Regions from separate parts of the Mus musculus genome. Here region 2 is linked to region 1. A link is a loop called in an ENCODE intact Hi-C map of the cell type or tissue named here. Cell type or tissue: heart. All regions are shown on one strand. Links, peaks and the distances in the headings refer to the core of each region. The heading gives the core; the rest is flanking DNA.

Region 1 (8,336 bases), core at 87-8,086:
CAGAGGGCACATTTGCAAGTTACAATATATAAAGTAAAAGTATTACCATCTTAGCCAAACTTAGTGACCTCATTGTTTTCTCTTAATCTTAATGGTTGTTATATGTTTGTAGCAAAAAGTATTTGGATGTGGGGGCTTGCTGGAGATAGATTAAGCAGTTAAAAGCAGTTATTGCTCTTACAGAAAATCTGAATTTGGTTCCCAGCACCTACATCAGATAACTAACACTGCCTGTAACTCCATTTCCAGGGAATCTGATAGCCTCTGGCCTTGTGGGCACACAATTGGTAGATATAAACTCAGGAAGGCACACACACATACATATGCATGAGTAAAATCATAAAACAAACCTTAAAATATAGTTTTAGTTTATGTCAGTAAAGTGGGAGGTAGATAAGAGTGGATGATGTGCCGGGCAGTGGTGGCAGACACCTTTAATCCCAGCACTCGGGAGGCAAAGGCAGGTGGATTTCTGAGTTTGAGGCCAGCCTGGTCTACAGAGTGAGTTCCAGGACAGTTCCCTGTCTCGAACACCCCCCCCCCCCAAAAAAAAAGAGTGGCTGATGTTGTTGTTACTTTATTTTTTTGGAGAAAAGGTCTTACACAGTAACCCTGGCTGGCCTGGAACTTTCTTATGTAGACCAGGCTGGCATTGAACTCATAGATATCTATCTTGGATTAAAGGCATACACTACCACACCCAGGCAAGAGATGAGTTTTCATTTTAGTTTCAGAAACCTTATGCTGAGCCAGGGACAGTGGCATATCTATGATGACAGCTACTTAGCAGACCCAAATAAGAAGATTGCTTAAGTCCAAGAGCTCAAGGCCTAGCCTAGACAGCAGAGTGATACAGAACAATGGGAAGGAAAGAATAAAACTGGGGAGGCGGGGTGAATGTGGGGGGGGGTCACAGTGAAATGACTCAGCAGGTAAAGGCACTTGCCACCAAGTCTGACAAGTTAAGGTTAAGCCCTCAGTCCACATGGAGGAAAGAAGTGACTCTTACACGTTATCTTCTGACTGCCACACACACCTATGAATGCACTTTCATGCACACACACACACACCACAGTAAGTAAATAAACAAACATAATTTTTAAAAAGAAATATTTGGGCCAGGCATAGTGGCACATGTCTTTGACCCTAGCACTTGGGAGGCAGAGGCAAGCAGATCTCTGTAAGTTCCAGGACAGTCAAGCTACATAGTGAAATCCCATCTCTAAAAAAAGTTTTTTGGATTTTCCTTCCCCCAGCTTGCTTATTTCAAGGTATTTCCATTATTATTTTTTCTTTCTTTTAGCTTTCTCGAATGGAGTATGTACACTCAAAGAATCTTATTTACCGAGATGTCAAACCAGAGAACTTCTTGATTGGCCGACAAGGCAATAAGAAAGAGCATGTAATACACATTATAGATTTTGGACTGGCCAAGGAATATGTTGATCCTGAAACCAAAAAACACATACCTTACAGAGAGCACAAAAGTTTGACTGGAACTGCGAGATACATGTCTATCAACACACATCTAGGCAAAGGTGCGTTGAAAGGGGCAGGTTATGTGAGCATCTTCTTCCCATAACACTGACTATGCATTACACTGTGAGTTACAACTTGTACCATCTGCTGCATCATAAGGTAAGTGACATTTTTTGTACTTGAGAGAGTGGAATGGTAAGTTGGTGATGTTCTCATATATCTTAATTCTGTGTTTTCTGATGCTTCGTTCTTCAGCAGTTTAAGAGTTATTGCAAGATGATAGTAGTATTTGCATTAAGTAATGAGACTTGTATTTATTTACTTGTGTATGACTCTGTACACGTAAAAGGAGGAAATCAGGCCAGGCCTGTGTTAATGAAGGGGTTTCACTAAACATGGGTGCTGGGACAGGAGAGATGGCTCACCAGTTAAGAGCACTGGCTGCTCTTCCAGAAGACCAGGTTTGGTTCTCAGCACCCACATGGCAGCTCATAACCAGCTGTAGCGTTAGTTCCAAGGAAGGAATCTGATCTGTTCTGAACTCTTTGGGACCAGGAACACATGTGGTACACAGACATACATGCAGGTAAAACATGATGTGGATAGTATGATTAGCCCAGTAGGTTATCCCTCATGGCAATTATCTTTATTATTCTATAAAGTATGTTTTGAGCATCTACCCTGTATGACAGTAGAGCACTTCCTCGTGTTGGTGTTCTGCGATTGCCACTGGAATTATCTCCAAAGTTAGGCTTCATGAGCCCAAGTGCTCTTCAGGTCAAATCTAATATGCCTTACCATTAGGTTTGTTCTCCATTTCTCTACATATTGTAGCGCGCTCTCTCTCTCTCTCTCCCCCTACCTCTCTCCCCCTCTCTCATGGTGTATGTGTGTGTATCAAGACAGGGTTTCACTATGTAGCCTTGAACTCAGAGATCTGGATACCTCTAACTCTCAAATTCCGCAACTAAAGACATGTGCCCCTGTGTTGATAAAAATTTTTGTAATTGGGTATAGTAGCATACACCTTTAATTTCAGCACTCTAGAGGCATAGGCAAATGGGTCCCCACGTTTGAGACCAACCTCATCTCCATAGCAAGTTTTAGGCCAATTGAGATTACCTAGTGAGACCATGTCTCAAACAAAACATAACTCATAAATGCTATCTCAGGTATCACACACTAGAGAAGTGTCCATGGGAGTTCTAATATTGTTGGCTTTTAAATGTGTAATATTTTTTTAAGTTGTAATGAGGGAGGGAGACCCTGGGAAATATATTGTCAAATAGCTCAGAGAAGTGCTCTTCACTTTGTAATGGAAGTTAGCAAAGGAAAAGGTGTTCTTCCTGGCACTACATCAGATGAGCTACCTCTCATTGATTAAAACATCCCAGCCCAGGTTTAAAACCATTATTTAATGGCTAAAATTAGAGAACACTCTTTCTTTGAGCAAAATACAATTAGCCTAAAATTGGGGTGTTGTGCCTGTAAAGCAAACACATTTTTCTTATAACCTGAAGGGAGCCTCCACCATGTTGAAGACATTTGTGTCTTGTTCATTTCCTAGTAGCGAAACCCTTCTTTGAAAACAACAACAACAACAACAACAAATCCACTGTGAAAAGTGAGGAGGACCTACCTATTGCATTACAGTGCAGACTATCCAAGCAAGTATGGAGACAGCACGTGCTGGTTTTCATTTACATTTTAAGACCTAGCTGCAGACAAACAGAAATGAAGATTTAAGACCTAATAGTTTAATATTGATTATTTTAAATTTTTAGAGCTCAGCCAGGTGGTGGTGCACACCTTTAATCCCAGCACTCGGGAGGCAGAGGCAGGTGGATTTCTGAGTTCCAGGCCAGCCTGGTCTACAGAGTGAGTTCCAGGATAGCCAGGGCTACACAGAGAAACACTGTCCTGAAAAACCAAAAATAAAATAAAATAAAATAAAATAAAATAAAAATAGATAAAAATAAATTTTTAGAGCTCAAAAATGATTTTTCAAATTACCTAAAATGGCCACATTATTTTCACATAAGAAACTGAGGCCCAATGTAGGTGGCTTGGCTGCATTTTCACTTTACTAGATGGTGTTAATATGAGTTAATAGGAACAGTGAGCACAGACCTAGGTCTCACACCTACTTTAGGTGTCATAGTTTCTCTATTCTGTGTCCCAGAGCAATGCTTTTTTTTTTCTCCTCAGGACTTACAGAGCTACATCATTTGTGTGTGTGTGGTGTGTGTGTGTGTGTGTGTGTGTGTGTGTGTGTGTGTGTGTGTGTGAAAATTGTAAATCTGTGGAGAGCTCGCCCTCTAGTGCTCACTTAGCTACAATTGAAGCATTCGCCTAGGGAATTTTTTTATCCTCCCCAGGCTTCCTGTTACGTACAGGAAACAGATATAAAAGCAGAGGTGTGATGCCGTGTGGGAAACTCTCCCACTGTGCTTCCCTGTCTGTCTGCTCACCTCACATGCTCTGCTCCTCTCCTCATTTCCTATGCTCTGTTAACAAACTTTTTGTCTGACTACTTGTTTTCAATCCCATAACATTTTATTGCAAATTTCAGACACCTCACGTAGGCCAAACTGTCTGGAGAGCTTGTGTTTTCTTACATCCTTTTAAACGCTTTTCCCCTCCTTTTATTCTTAGTTTTAATCCAGGACCTGTTCATTCAAGGAAGACCCTTCACAAAATTATGCCCCAGTCATGGGTGTCTCCTTTTTTTTTATTAGAAACTGCCTTTTCAAAACCCTTTTTGTCAGGCATAGTGGCCCATTTCTGTATTCTCAGCATTGTATAAGCAGAAGGCAGGAGGATCACCAGAAGTCCAAGGCTTGCCTGAGTTTCATAGTGAATTCCAGGCTAGCCTGGTCTACCAAATGAGACATCATCCTCAAAAACAAAACAAAAAGTTAAGGAAAATCCCCCTTCTGTCATAGTACTATTTATAAAGTTGCCTTTTCAGACAGGGTCACCCTCAAATGAAGAAGGTGAGCTGGAAGGTGTATGATGTAGGAACTGTTTAGAGGGCAACTATGAAGTAGTAGCAAGGAACAGTGATATGCACAGGTGACAGTAACAGAATGAAAGCTTTTAAGTTGAAACAGTTCATCTACTCTGTAGAGTACTGTTCATTTTTATGTTGTTAAAATATTTCTTGTTTATTTGACGTGTGTGTGTGTGTGTGTGTGTGTGTGTGTAAATCTATATTACTAACCCTCCAACTCCTCCTGGACCTCTTCCAACAATGCTCCTCTCACCTTCATCTTTTCCTTTTCTTCCTCCTCCTCTTCTGAATAACCCACTGAGTCCAGTTAGTGCTGCCTTCAAGAGCATAAGCCAAAATAAACTGACTTCCTCTTCCTCCAGCAACCATCAGTTGTCATTCACTCCTCAGCTGAGCCTCAGGAGCATCCCCCACCCACACTGGAGTTATTGGCTGGCTGCTGTAAGTTGATGAGTGCAGTGGCCATGTCCTGTCCCAAAGACTGTCGTTTATATAGCACTCTTTTCCATCCTCAGCCTTTACGTTCTTCCCACACCTCCTTCTGTGATGCCCTTGAGCTTTTCTGGAGGGTAGAGATAGCCCACTAGGGGAAGCACTCAGCAGTTTGGAGTCTCTCAGAAACTTTTCTGGCAAAAGTGGAGAACAGCACTAATATATGGGTCTAAACATAAATATTTAGTAGGCAGCTTGACGTGTCTTTAAGTAAAAAACAATAGCAGGTTTCCCACTTAGGCCCATTTCCAAAGAGCATGACACTTTGACCAGGTTTACAGTATCACTACTCATTCCTTCTTGTGCAAGTTTCCCATAATTTGAGACAGCAGCTATGCTATGTTGTGCTGTATTTTTAGTCTGTGACTTTCCCAGCCTAGATGACAATCTTGGATTTTACTTTGAGTTCAGAAGATTAGAATCAAGTTGAAAGCGATAACTAAGCAAAGTGGTGGGACGTAGTCCTGTAATACCAACACTTGGGAAGCTGAGGTACAAGGATCATGAGTTTTAGGCCCACCTGTCTTAAATAAGACACATTCAAGGTAGTCTCTTAATTCTCCTTATGTGTATACACACACACACATACACATACATATCCCCGATTCCAGCCAGGGTATCATTTAGTCCAAGCTGGCCATGAACTCACCAAGATCATCTGCCTCTGCCTCTTTAGTGCTAGGGTTAAAGATGTACACCGCCAAGCCCAGCTGTAATCTCTTTTGGAGAAGCTCTAAACTTGGCTAAAACAAAAAGTAAATACAAATCATGCCTGTACTTTGAACACTTGAGAAGTGGAGACAGGATGATCATCCTGAGGTACATAGCGATTTGAGACTGTCTTGTGCTACATTAAAGCCTATCTCTGTAAAACAAGAACAATAAATAATAAATGCCTTGATGAGCCATAACTGGTAAGTTCAAAGTAGATGCATATACTAGTTAGTATTTAGTGTTGACATCCAAAGATCTTGTCAACTATTCCATAGTTACTAACTTATCTTCCTATTTCAAAGGAGAGAAAAGCTAGAAACGTAGTCAAGTTCCAAAGACAGCAACTTGTTTTGTGTATCCAGAGAGGACACTTTTAATGTTAAACCGTTTTTTAGTTTTAAGGTGATTGTGGAATACTTGGTTCAAGTGGGATGTTAACCAAGAAGTGATATATTGTTCTCTGCTGACTTGAAACTAAAGTATTGCCGGGTGGTGGTGGCATACGCCTTTAACCCCAGCACTTGGGAGGCAGAGGCAGTCAGATTTCTGAGTTCAAGACCAGCCTGGTCTACAGAGTAAGTTCCAGGACAGCCAGAACTATACAGAGAAACCCTGTCTCGAAGGGGAAAAAAAAAAAAGAAGAAGAAACTAAAAAAAAAAAAAAAAAAAAAAAAGAAGAAACTAAAGTGTTCATTTTTGTGATGAGTTAAAATTGCTAAACGTGGGGGTGGGGGTGGGGGGTGCTTGCCTTTAATCCCAGGGCAGGCAGATCTCTGTGAGTTCCAGGCCAGCCTGGTGTATACAATGACAGATAGCCAGAGCTACACAAAGAAACCCTGTCTTGGGAAAAATTTTGCTAACATGTATACTAGGTATTCTGCATCTTGTATCTCTGTGGGCCTAGTCCAAGTGGACTGCCTCAGCTGGGACAGTCAGCTGTGCAGACTACTGCCTGTTTTCCTTGTGATAACCAAACTAAACAAGTCCTGTTTGTTTATGTGTAATCCCATGCTCATGCAGGTGTTGAATCCGGAGTGCTTTGCCCAGTAGCTAGCATTGGGTCTTGGTTGGGATTTAGAATTTACTCTTCACTTGCTCTTTACTTGTTAGCAGCAAAGGATGGCCACCTATTGTTTTTCAATTTTAATCTAAAATATTATTCCTGGTTCAAGTGTACAAAGATTAGTAAGAAGAGCCTTTCTAGAGCAGAAGGGCTTCGGGAGGGATTGTTTGGTTTTAAAGCTCTTTCTGCTTTAATAACTGCAAACATAATGTGTGTGATCTGTCTTCCCTCCTAGAGCAAAGCCGGCGAGATGATTTGGAAGCCTTAGGCCATATGTTCATGTACTTCCTCCGAGGCAGCCTACCCTGGCAAGGACTCAAGGTATCCTTGAAAGTGCTTTTTGTCTGCTCAGTTGATAATGAAAGGGCTGCCTAGGGTGGTGTCTCTAAAAAGCACAAAGGGGAAGGTTGGTTTCCAAGATGAGAAGCAAGGCTTGTGACATTAGTCCACGTTGTAAAATGTTGGTCACCTGGGCTTGGGGAGCTCTGTTCACATTTGGCTTCCTCACCACCTTCCTATCCTAACTCCTGCCTCTCTGCCATTCTCCTTCCTCCCCTCCCTCCTCCCAGCCGAGGCAGTGCTGCTTTTCTCATCGTGTTGGTGGCCCTCCTCCACATCATCACTCTCAAGGAGGAGTGTTCCCCAGCTATTGGAAATTTTTACAACAAAACAATGACAGCATCTGCTACACATTTACCAAAAAAGCCAACAGGGTTTTTCCAGGCTCCTAAGGAGAACTAGGAAATATATATTAATCCTACATAGATAAAGGATTCACCTTAACAAAAATAGCAGAAAAAGATTCAGGCTTCACACTGCTGTTTGTTTAAATACATTATTGAATAAATAACTTTCAAATAATAGCCATTTCTTACAAGCATAAGGTTTTTTAGGTAGATGTTTCTTTAGGTAGATGTGAGTAAACTCCTTTTTTTTTGGGGGGGGGGGGGTTCGAGACAGGGTTTCTCTGTGTAGCCCTGGCTGTCCTGGAACTCAGAAATCCTCCTGCGTCTGCCTCCCCAGTGCTGGGATTAAAGGCGTGCGCCACCACACCCGGCATAAACTCTTAATACAGTAATAGGCATTATGATTACCCTGTAGCTGTTACTAGGAAACTTAATTTTCTAACCCTTCCCGAAGCCTTTTACATAGTCAGATATAAGGTATATTTTTAGTTGTAATTTATTTCTTAATATGGAAAGATACTTAATCTGTAATTTGAGGTATTAATATACTTCCTTCCTCCAGGTAGGCAAAATAATCCATTTTCCCGTGCTTTCTATGACATGACTTCTACACCCATTCATTCTCACTAATTAAACACGAGGCCTTGTACATTCTCCGCAAATGTCCTTTCTCTGAGCTACAGCCAGACCCTCCTATTCTCTAAAAAATTCTTTTCTTAAATTTTTCTCCTGTCAGCTCTCACCTATAATTATCCAGTCCTGTGTGTCTTTTCACTGATAGTGACATGTTACATATAGCTTACACATCCTGCTTGCTTGAAACTCTGGTGGACTCTGAGACCCCGTTTTGGTGTTGGTAGTGGATTTAGAATCTCTCCAACTTACTTTT
Region 2 (8,336 bases), core at 284-8,283, 95 kb before region 1:
AGGAGTTATATCTTTTCAATTGTTTATTGCTTAGACACAGTAATGGTTAACTTGGCTAAGTTTCTTCTTATAGGCCAGATTGTTCATCAATGAACTATTCATTTCTAATTCTGGTATATTTTTATGTCTAGTGAAACCAGATGAGCTCTAGCAGTACATATTTTTATTTTATTGTTTGTAACTCAGATGGCCTTGAGTGTGATCTTATCTGTCTTCTGAGTTCCAGCTGTATGCTACCATAGCGAGGCCTCAAACAAGGTTTCAGTACTAATTACATATCAAATGTGTTCTTTTTGTTGTTTAGTCCAGGCTGGGTTAGAATTCATATCAATCCTCCTCACTCAGTTTCTGAAGTGATGTACACAGGCACCATGCACAATTTAATTTTTTAAGTCATTTCAAAGAAAATAAAATGAAGGGGCTGGTGAGATGGTTCAGTGAGTAAGAGCACTGACTGCTCTTCCGAAGAGTATTTCAATTCCCAGCAACCACATGGTGGCTTATAACCACCCATGAGATCTGACACCCTCTTCTGGCACGTCTGAAGGTAGCTACAATGTACTTATTTATAATAATAATAATAATAATAAATAAATAAATAAATAAATCTTTGGGCCAAGCCTGGACGCCTTTAATCCCAGCACTTGGGAGGCAGAGGCAGGCGAATTTCTGAGTTCGAGGCCAGCCTGGTCTACAGAGTGAGTTCCAGGATAGCCAGGACTATACAGAGAAACCCTGTCTCAAAAACAAACAAACAAACAAAAGAAACAACAAAAACAAATCTTTGGGCTAGAGTAAGCAGGGTTTGAGTGAGTAGGGCCAACTGGAGTGAGCAGGGTTGACCAACAACCAGATCAAGGCTCACAACTATCTCTACAGCTACAGTGTATACTCATATACATAAAATAAATAATTTTAAAAAAGAAAAAATTAAAAAGTGAATATAAAAAGACACTGTTAGGAGGCTGAAAGTCCCATATTAGTCATATATGATGAGGGTACTGCACTGGTTGTGAAGGCTATTCGGGATCTAGCCTATATATATGCTACTGTTTTATAGCTCATATTAAGAGTATAGATTCCTCGGCCAGCAAAATCACTCAAAGGGTAGAGCGACTACCAATGCCAAACCTGCCGCCTTGAGCTCAGTCTCTAGACCATCGATATGGTTGAAAAGGAGAAGGGACTCCTTCAACACATCCTTTGACCTCCACATTCACAATGGTATGTCAGCACCAACACATACACAAATAAATATAATAAAGAGAATAAGATTTTTGTAGTTAAGCCCACATAGGCAGTTGTAGTGTAGGACTTTGCAACTCACCTTCCCAGGCCTCTAAGCATGACTATGTTGAAAATGAAAGAATTATAAAAGCTCATGTGGTCAGGCAATGGTGGTGGTGCACGCTTTTAATCCCAGCACTTGGGAGGCAGAGGCAGGAGGATTTCTGAGTTCAAGGCAAGCCTGATCTATAGAGTGAGTTCCAGGACAGCCAGGGCTACACAGAGAAACCCTGTCTCGAAAAGCAAAACAAACAAACAAACAAAAGCTCATGTGGGGCTGGAAAGATGGCTCAGTGGTTAAGAGCACCAACTGTTCTTCCAGAGGTCCTGAGTTCCATTCCCAGCAACCACAGGGTGGCTCACAACCATCTGTAATGGGATCCGATGCCCTCTTCTGGGGTGTCTGAAGGCAGCAACAGTGTACTCATACATTAAGTGAATAAATAAATCTTTAAAAAAAAAAAAAAGCTCATGTGGTTATTTAGGACTCAATCCAGATTTTCATATATTAATAGAACAGTGAATTAAAAAACCCCAAGGCTATAGGAAAGGAGCTAAATGCTGCTTGTAAACCACCTCAGGCAGTGGACAGAGAGCTCTGCAGATGAAGGTGCATTTCCACATTAGCTTAAGCTTATGGTTAGTTCTAACTGAATTTTATTTGATGAGGCACCAATTTCTATAGGCCACATTTTTTTAAACCATAAACATGTTCTAGTTCTTTAGATGTATTGTAAACTGTTGCATGTTGGACTTATATTTATTTTAGAATTTAAAGTTTGGAATTTAGACCTGCTGGCAGGTGAAATACTAAACTACTGTAACACTCATCACTGACCCAGATTGTGTGTGTGTGTGTTTGTGTGTGTGTGTGTGTGTGTATTTCCAATTGTATACACGATGATGGTGGGGGTAGGGAATGGAACTATTTTAGACTTAATAACCAACTGCTGGTACATTTGAGCCTAAAGTGGTTTCTTAAAAGCTTTGCAGAGTTGACTGCCTAGGATGGATCAATTTAATGCCATCCTATGAGTCTAGGAAATGAAAAGGCCTAGTGTTACTTTTCAATTACCAAAATTAGTTTTCTGTCTTAGCTGAGGTAAACAACAGTCTACTAATAATTTTGTGACCAATAAAATCGGGTCTTACAGTTGCAAGTGTATCCACTGATGTAGATGAGAAAAATTCAGAAGTTAAAGTTAAAATAGGAAAGCCGGTCCATCCCGGTAGTGAACGCTTTAAATCCCAGCACCTGGGAGAAGAGGAAGGTGGGTCTCTGAATTCAGGGCCAGCCTGGTCTACATAGACATTACCTGATCAGTCATCCAGGGCTTCAAAGTGAGATTCAGACTCAAAAAATAATACAGTCAAGTGATGGTTTTATCCCCCACCCCAGGTTTCTCTAAAAATATAATTACTATAATTATAGGGGTCGTTACAGGGGGTTATTTTGTTGGCTTTGGTCTCCACCATAGTTTTCCAGTTTTTTCAAAGAGTGAACTTATGCCTCGGGTATGTTAGGTAAAATGTTTTAAAACTGGGACTGACCATGTAGTCTAGGCCTTGGAGTTACTATCCTCGCTTTTCCTCTGGAGTCTAAGCATTACAGGTCTGCTTGTCATGTCCAGTAAATGAGTCTCCTTGCCTCCCTTCCTTTCTTCGATGCCTGGGAATCGAACTAAAGACCTTGGGCATGCCAGGCAAGTTTTGTATCACAGACCTAAATCCCCAGCCTAAATGAGGGTTTTTATGGACACCTTTCTTAGTCACCGTATAGGTATGTTGGTTTATTCTGATGGGAGGCTTAGTTGTCTTCCTACTCAAGCGAGATTACCGGCATTCTTTGTCTCCCCCAACTCCCCCGTTTTATGGAATAACAATAATAATATTACTCTGGTCAATTTTCATAGACTCAAATATAGCTAGGTTATTTCCAGGTCACACATAAAAACGTTAAATCCTTAAAAAAAAAAAAAAAAAGAAAAAAGAAAAGACAAGGTAAGACAAAACTTTCTTACCCACTTCACTGTTCGACTTCTGGAGCCGGTTCAGAACGAAATGCATGCAAAAGTCTGGTTGAAACGACAGGAAATCCACCAGAGGGAGATGCTTGCTAGACAGTGAGAAAGAAGCTCCCGCAAGGGGCCTGGAGAGGAGCTTTGGGAGGAGCTGCCGAGATGGCCCAGGATTCCAGGAGGTGTGTGTAGTTTGGAGCTGGTGTCAGAGACCAACTGATGGAAGCAGCTACGTTGGGCCTACTACCTGCTGCAGCGAAGGGTTTACCTGGCCTAACATTGTAAACTAAAGGCCTAAAAACATTTCCAAATGAGAAAACGAAGCTCCCAACCCACTTACCAACAGTCCCCGAAGAAATGGGGGGGGAAGGGGGGTATTTAAAGGCACTTCCGCTTAGCAACCCCACGCTGTTGCTAAGGAGGGGCCGCAGCATTAACGACCCGGAAGTGGTGGTCTGAATTTCACAGCGACGACAGGGGTTTGTCCTATCAGAAGAACGAGGATGCTCTGCGGCTCCAGGAGGTGGGTGGGACCTGCATTAGTACTTCCGGCTTGGCTCGGCCGCCCCTCAACTGGTCTTCCCCCTCCCCTCCGCCTCCTCCGCTCCCTCCGCTCCCTCCCGCTCCTGGGAAAGCAAAGCTGCGGCTTAAGGGGTGGTTGAGAGAAGCAGTAGGCGCCTCGGGGAGGGGACCGCGCCCGCCCCCTTGGAACACTGGAGCACCGCTGATTTAGGTAGGTACTCTGGCTTCGACTGGGTCTGGGAGACTGGAGTCTGAGATGTGTGTGTGTGTGTACGTGTGTGTGTGGGGGGGGTGGGGTGGGGGCTTTAGGAGCCCTTCGCTGGGGCGGGGCAGTGGACTCGGGAATCCCGGGTGGGGCGCGGGCCTGTCCGTGGAGGGTTGCGGGGGCGGGACAGAGGGACCAGGGTCCCTGCGTGCAAAGAGTTGCGGGTTGCGGGTTAGACCCGGTCGCAGGAGGCGCCCTTTCTGAAGCAGGGACTTCGGCCAATGCAGACCGGGAGTTTCCCACCTGGAGTGCCAGCTCCGAAAAGAAGGGGGAGCATCATCCAGGGCCGAAATCAAGGGTATAGACTTGGAGAGGTGACTGTGGTCATCCTGTGCTTCACATTGTCCGCGTCCCGGACTCTCTGTTGGGACAGAGCCGGGCTTCGAGGGCTTGTAAGGGTTTCGTGTCGGCTGGGCACCGTGGAGCCGCCCTTGGCAGAGGTAGGGCAGAAGAGTGGGTAATGAGACCTCCCTCCACCCAACTTCCGTGCGCTTCCCCCGCTTCTTCCTTTATTGCTCTCTCGGCAGGGCGCCCTATAGGAGCGTTGTCCCCTAAGTGGGTACGCATCACGTCGTAAAACAAGAGTGTGAAACTGGGTTTGTTGCCCCCGGATGATTTTTCGGATATTTGCAAAGTGCCAGAATGGCATATTCTAGCAGTCTCCCAGACCGATATGAGTCTGGTATGAATTTTCTTAGAAAATGCAATACTGGAAGGCATCTGACTATATTCAAACGTAGCCTTGTAAATGAGCATGCTTTAAAAAAACCACTAGGAAATCCATATTTAGAGGTCTAGATGAGACATGTTTAGGCAAGCCTTTTTCAACCTCTTTCTCACCTGCCAGTAATCCTTTTGTGGTTTAAACGAATTAGAAATGCTATCTTCATTTTGTTTAAGTGACTGAATTGTAGGAAGTATAGTATATGTCTTAGAAGAACTAGTGAACATTTAGAGAGACAAGGGACAAGAGTCCCTTTCCAATGATTGAACTCTCTCTTAATCTTTTAAGGAGATAATTATGTTCAAGTGGAAGTATTGGCTTTGAGAAAGATAATTCTGGGAATGAACCCGCCTTTGCCTCTTAACTAGTTGTTGACTTTGGTCAAGTCACAGACTAACAGTTTCAGCCTCTTCACAAGGAGGAATTAAATTCTAGTCAGTGTCAAAAGAGAGGTGATTACTTATATAACTCCATTTAAAACAAGCACCTTTGAATTTCAAGGTTGTCATTAGTCAACATAGTTAAGGGAGCCCAACTTAGTGGAAGGGGATTTTTGAAAAAGAAACTGATAATATTCAAATAGTATACGGCAGGAATTCGAGGTTTGGGTTTTTTGTTGTTGTTGTTGTTGTTGTTGTTGTTTTGTTTTTGTTTTTGTCTCACACACACACACACACACACACACACACTCACGCTCTGGCTGGCCTGGAAGTCACTCTGTAGACCAGGTTGTATTGTACTCACAGAGCTCCGCCTGCCTCTGCCTCCCCAGTGCTGGGATTAAAGGCATGCACCACCACTGCCCGGCTTTATTATTCTTTATTTTGTAGTTCTGAGCATTCAGTTCAGAACGGTCTCACACAGTTTTCACTATTGAGATACAACTTTAGATCCTAGAAATTGATCATATGTAGCATAAAATGCAATTATCAATAGTTTCCTAAAGCCCATATTAAGTACAATATGTTTATTTTTTTGAAATGACCAAAGTACATTTTATAGGTTCTTCTCAGATAATCTTTATGCTGTTAGATATAGCATGGATTGAAATAAAAAACATAAGTAACTTACTTAAATCTTAAATCACGTGTCTTCTTAATGGAAGTTAAACTTGGGGCATAAAATAGTAATTGTAAGGTCAACATCACTTGCATGACCCATCTTAGATTATAAGATTAGCAAAACTTAGTTTTGTTTTGTTATTTTGAGACTGACTTATCATGTAAACTCAGGCTGGCCTTGATCGTGAGATACTCTTTCCCCTGGAGTGTTGGGGTTACAGCTGTTTGATAATTCACTTGACTTCTAGAAAATTCTTATATAAACTATAAAATGAATAAATGAAAATACAATAAATTCCTCCTTCTAAATCATTAGTAATCAGAATGTAGAAATGATTTTAGAAAATGAAATATTGACATATGCTTACTTGCCTTGTGGATTTAAAATTGTAGTTCTTTGTAGCCTGTTTGTTTGTTTGAGACAGGGTTTCTCTGTGTAGTCCTGGCTGTCCTGGACCCTTGGTAGATCAAGATGGCCTTGAACTCACTGAGATCCACCTGTTTTTGACTCTCAAGTGCTGGGATTAAAGGCATGTGCTTCCAAACCCCATTTATTGATGGATTGGTTTTTCCTCTGTAGCCTATTATGTTGGTCTTTTCTTTTCTTTTTGGAAAAGGGTTTCACTGTGTAACCTTGGCTGGTTCAGAAATTGTTTTGTATAGCAGATTTACTTGGAACTCACAAAAATCCGTTTGCCTCTGCTCCCCAAGTGCTGGGACTAAAAGCAGGCATCATCACAGCTTCTGTTGGATTTTCGACTAACAGGTTTTCTTTCTGGTTAGTAATCTTTTATATATACTTTAGTTATGTACTTTTATTTTATGTGCATTGATGTTTTGCCTGCATGTGTCTCTGTGTGACATCTTGGAGTTACAGACAGTTATGAGCTGCCATGTGGGTGCTAGGATTTGAACCTTAGTCCTCTGGAAGAGCAGTCAGTACCTTTAACAGCTGAGCCATCTCTTCAGTCCCTGTGGTTAGTTTAAAACATTTCAAATATACTTTATATTCAAAGGGGCTGAATATAATAACATCCTTTTTTTTGTTTTTGTTTTTTGTTGTTGTTTTGTTTTGTTTTTTGAGACAGGGTTTCTCTGTGTAGCCCTGGTTGTCCTTTGACTCACTATGTAGACCAGGCTGGCCTCGAACTCAGAAATCCGCCTCTGCCTGCCTCTGCCTGCCTCTGCCTCCCAAGTGCTGGGATTAAAGGCGTGCGCCACCACGTCCGGCTAAATAACGTTTTAGAAGCAGGGTTGAAATTATGTTTTGCTCTGATTGAGGCTTTTTGGTGTGGTGATTCAAATTTCCAAATGGCGTTTTTAAAGGGAACATTCTTAAATTCATATCTAGGTTTTTTGGCTATGTTTTTTGAGTTGTTATTTTTCATTACTTAAAGTTGAAGTTATGTTGTCTTGCTAGCTCTCAGCACTGTCTGTCTTTTACCTGTCTTTTTATAAAATGTTAATCCATTTATTTTTCATATAAGGAATAGGATAATAGCTATTTGGTGTGAAAATTCTGCCTAAATTATATGCCACAAATACAAAACCATTGGATATACTTTCCCTAGTGATCTCTTCCACAAGAAGTCTGTGACCAAGCCAGAGATCTTTGCAGTTGTCAGTTGTGGAATTTGCTGGTGAGGGAATCTAAGAACTGTTGACCCTTCTTGAACAGCTCTTTGATGATGTTAAAAAGTTTAGGCATAATAGAGGAGATGTGTATAAGGACATAGACACATACATTTGTACATATGCACAATATAGTAAAATCATAGAATCAGCACAATAGTTAGTTATGTTGTGGTGCTGTTAAACCAGGAGCAAAAGAATTACTGTGGAAATGTTAAAAATAAAAAAAGTCCAGAAACTACTTTGTTTTTACTGTAACCATGGGACTTTTCTCTCCTGAGCTTGTTCCTACCTTATACCGTATTTTATGGAAATGGTTATTTAGCTTCTAATTAAGTTAAATAATCTTTATATTAAGGCTATTAATTTTTAATATTTATGTTAGTATATAAAATAACCTTTATATTAAGATATAAAATAGAATGTAGTTAGATTTTAATGTCACCAGTTTGGTAGTAACTGCTTCAGTGGCTTTACATACATAGTAGACTTTCCTGGAAGAACTTTGGATTTGTAGAATGATAGTTTTTCCTTCACAGCGACTCTATCCACTGGGGCCTAATATAGAATCTCCGAGAAGCTGGGGAGAGGAAAAGAGTGAATTTGCTTGAGAATTACCATTTTAAGTTTTATAGATTTCTTATTTAGAAAGCTAAATTGGATTTTGACATTATTGGGATTGTGTTCAAGATGGACTCAGGGAAAAAATGAGTTGCCATCTGTTTCACATTCCTTCTTTCCTCCCCCTCCCATGTTTTGTGGCTTTGAATTCATCAGATTATTTTTCAAAAATACAAACCCTCAGTAGATTTAGATTATATAATATT

The links. A loop is a pair of places that touch in the nucleus more often than their neighbours do. Peaks named below come from ENCODE experiments on the same cell type or tissue, not always from the same donor. Only the 100,000 strongest peaks of a DNase experiment are listed, where the experiment ranks them.
Region 2: it touches region 1 in a loop (4-fold over the local background); 16 of 42 quality-filtered maps call a loop at or near these places.

Annotation. Positions count from the first base shown.
Region 1 is chr9:66,000,744-66,009,079 of GRCm38, forward strand. It overlaps Csnk1g1 (casein kinase 1, gamma 1), which reads left to right. Exons shown (of 14, transcript NM_173185.2): 7 at 1,304-1,538; 8 at 6,997-7,082. Among named protein-coding and RNA genes, the nearest start is that of Gm22657, 52 kb to the left of the region's middle. In heart, for the core only: a CTCF peak has its summit at 3,838 (motif pointing left); no DNase peak of the experiment used is centred there.
Region 2 is chr9:65,905,131-65,913,466 of GRCm38, forward strand. Trip4 (thyroid hormone receptor interactor 4) reads right to left here and starts at 3,664. Exons shown (of 14, transcript NM_001357872.1): 1 at 3,309-3,664. It overlaps Csnk1g1 (casein kinase 1, gamma 1), which reads left to right and starts at 3,880. Exons shown (of 14, transcript NM_173185.2): 1 at 3,880-4,038. In heart, for the core only: CTCF peaks have their summits at 3,392 (motif pointing right) and 4,284; a DNase peak (open chromatin) is centred at 3,821; H3K4me3 peaks cover 2,388 bases; H3K27ac peaks cover 1,502 bases.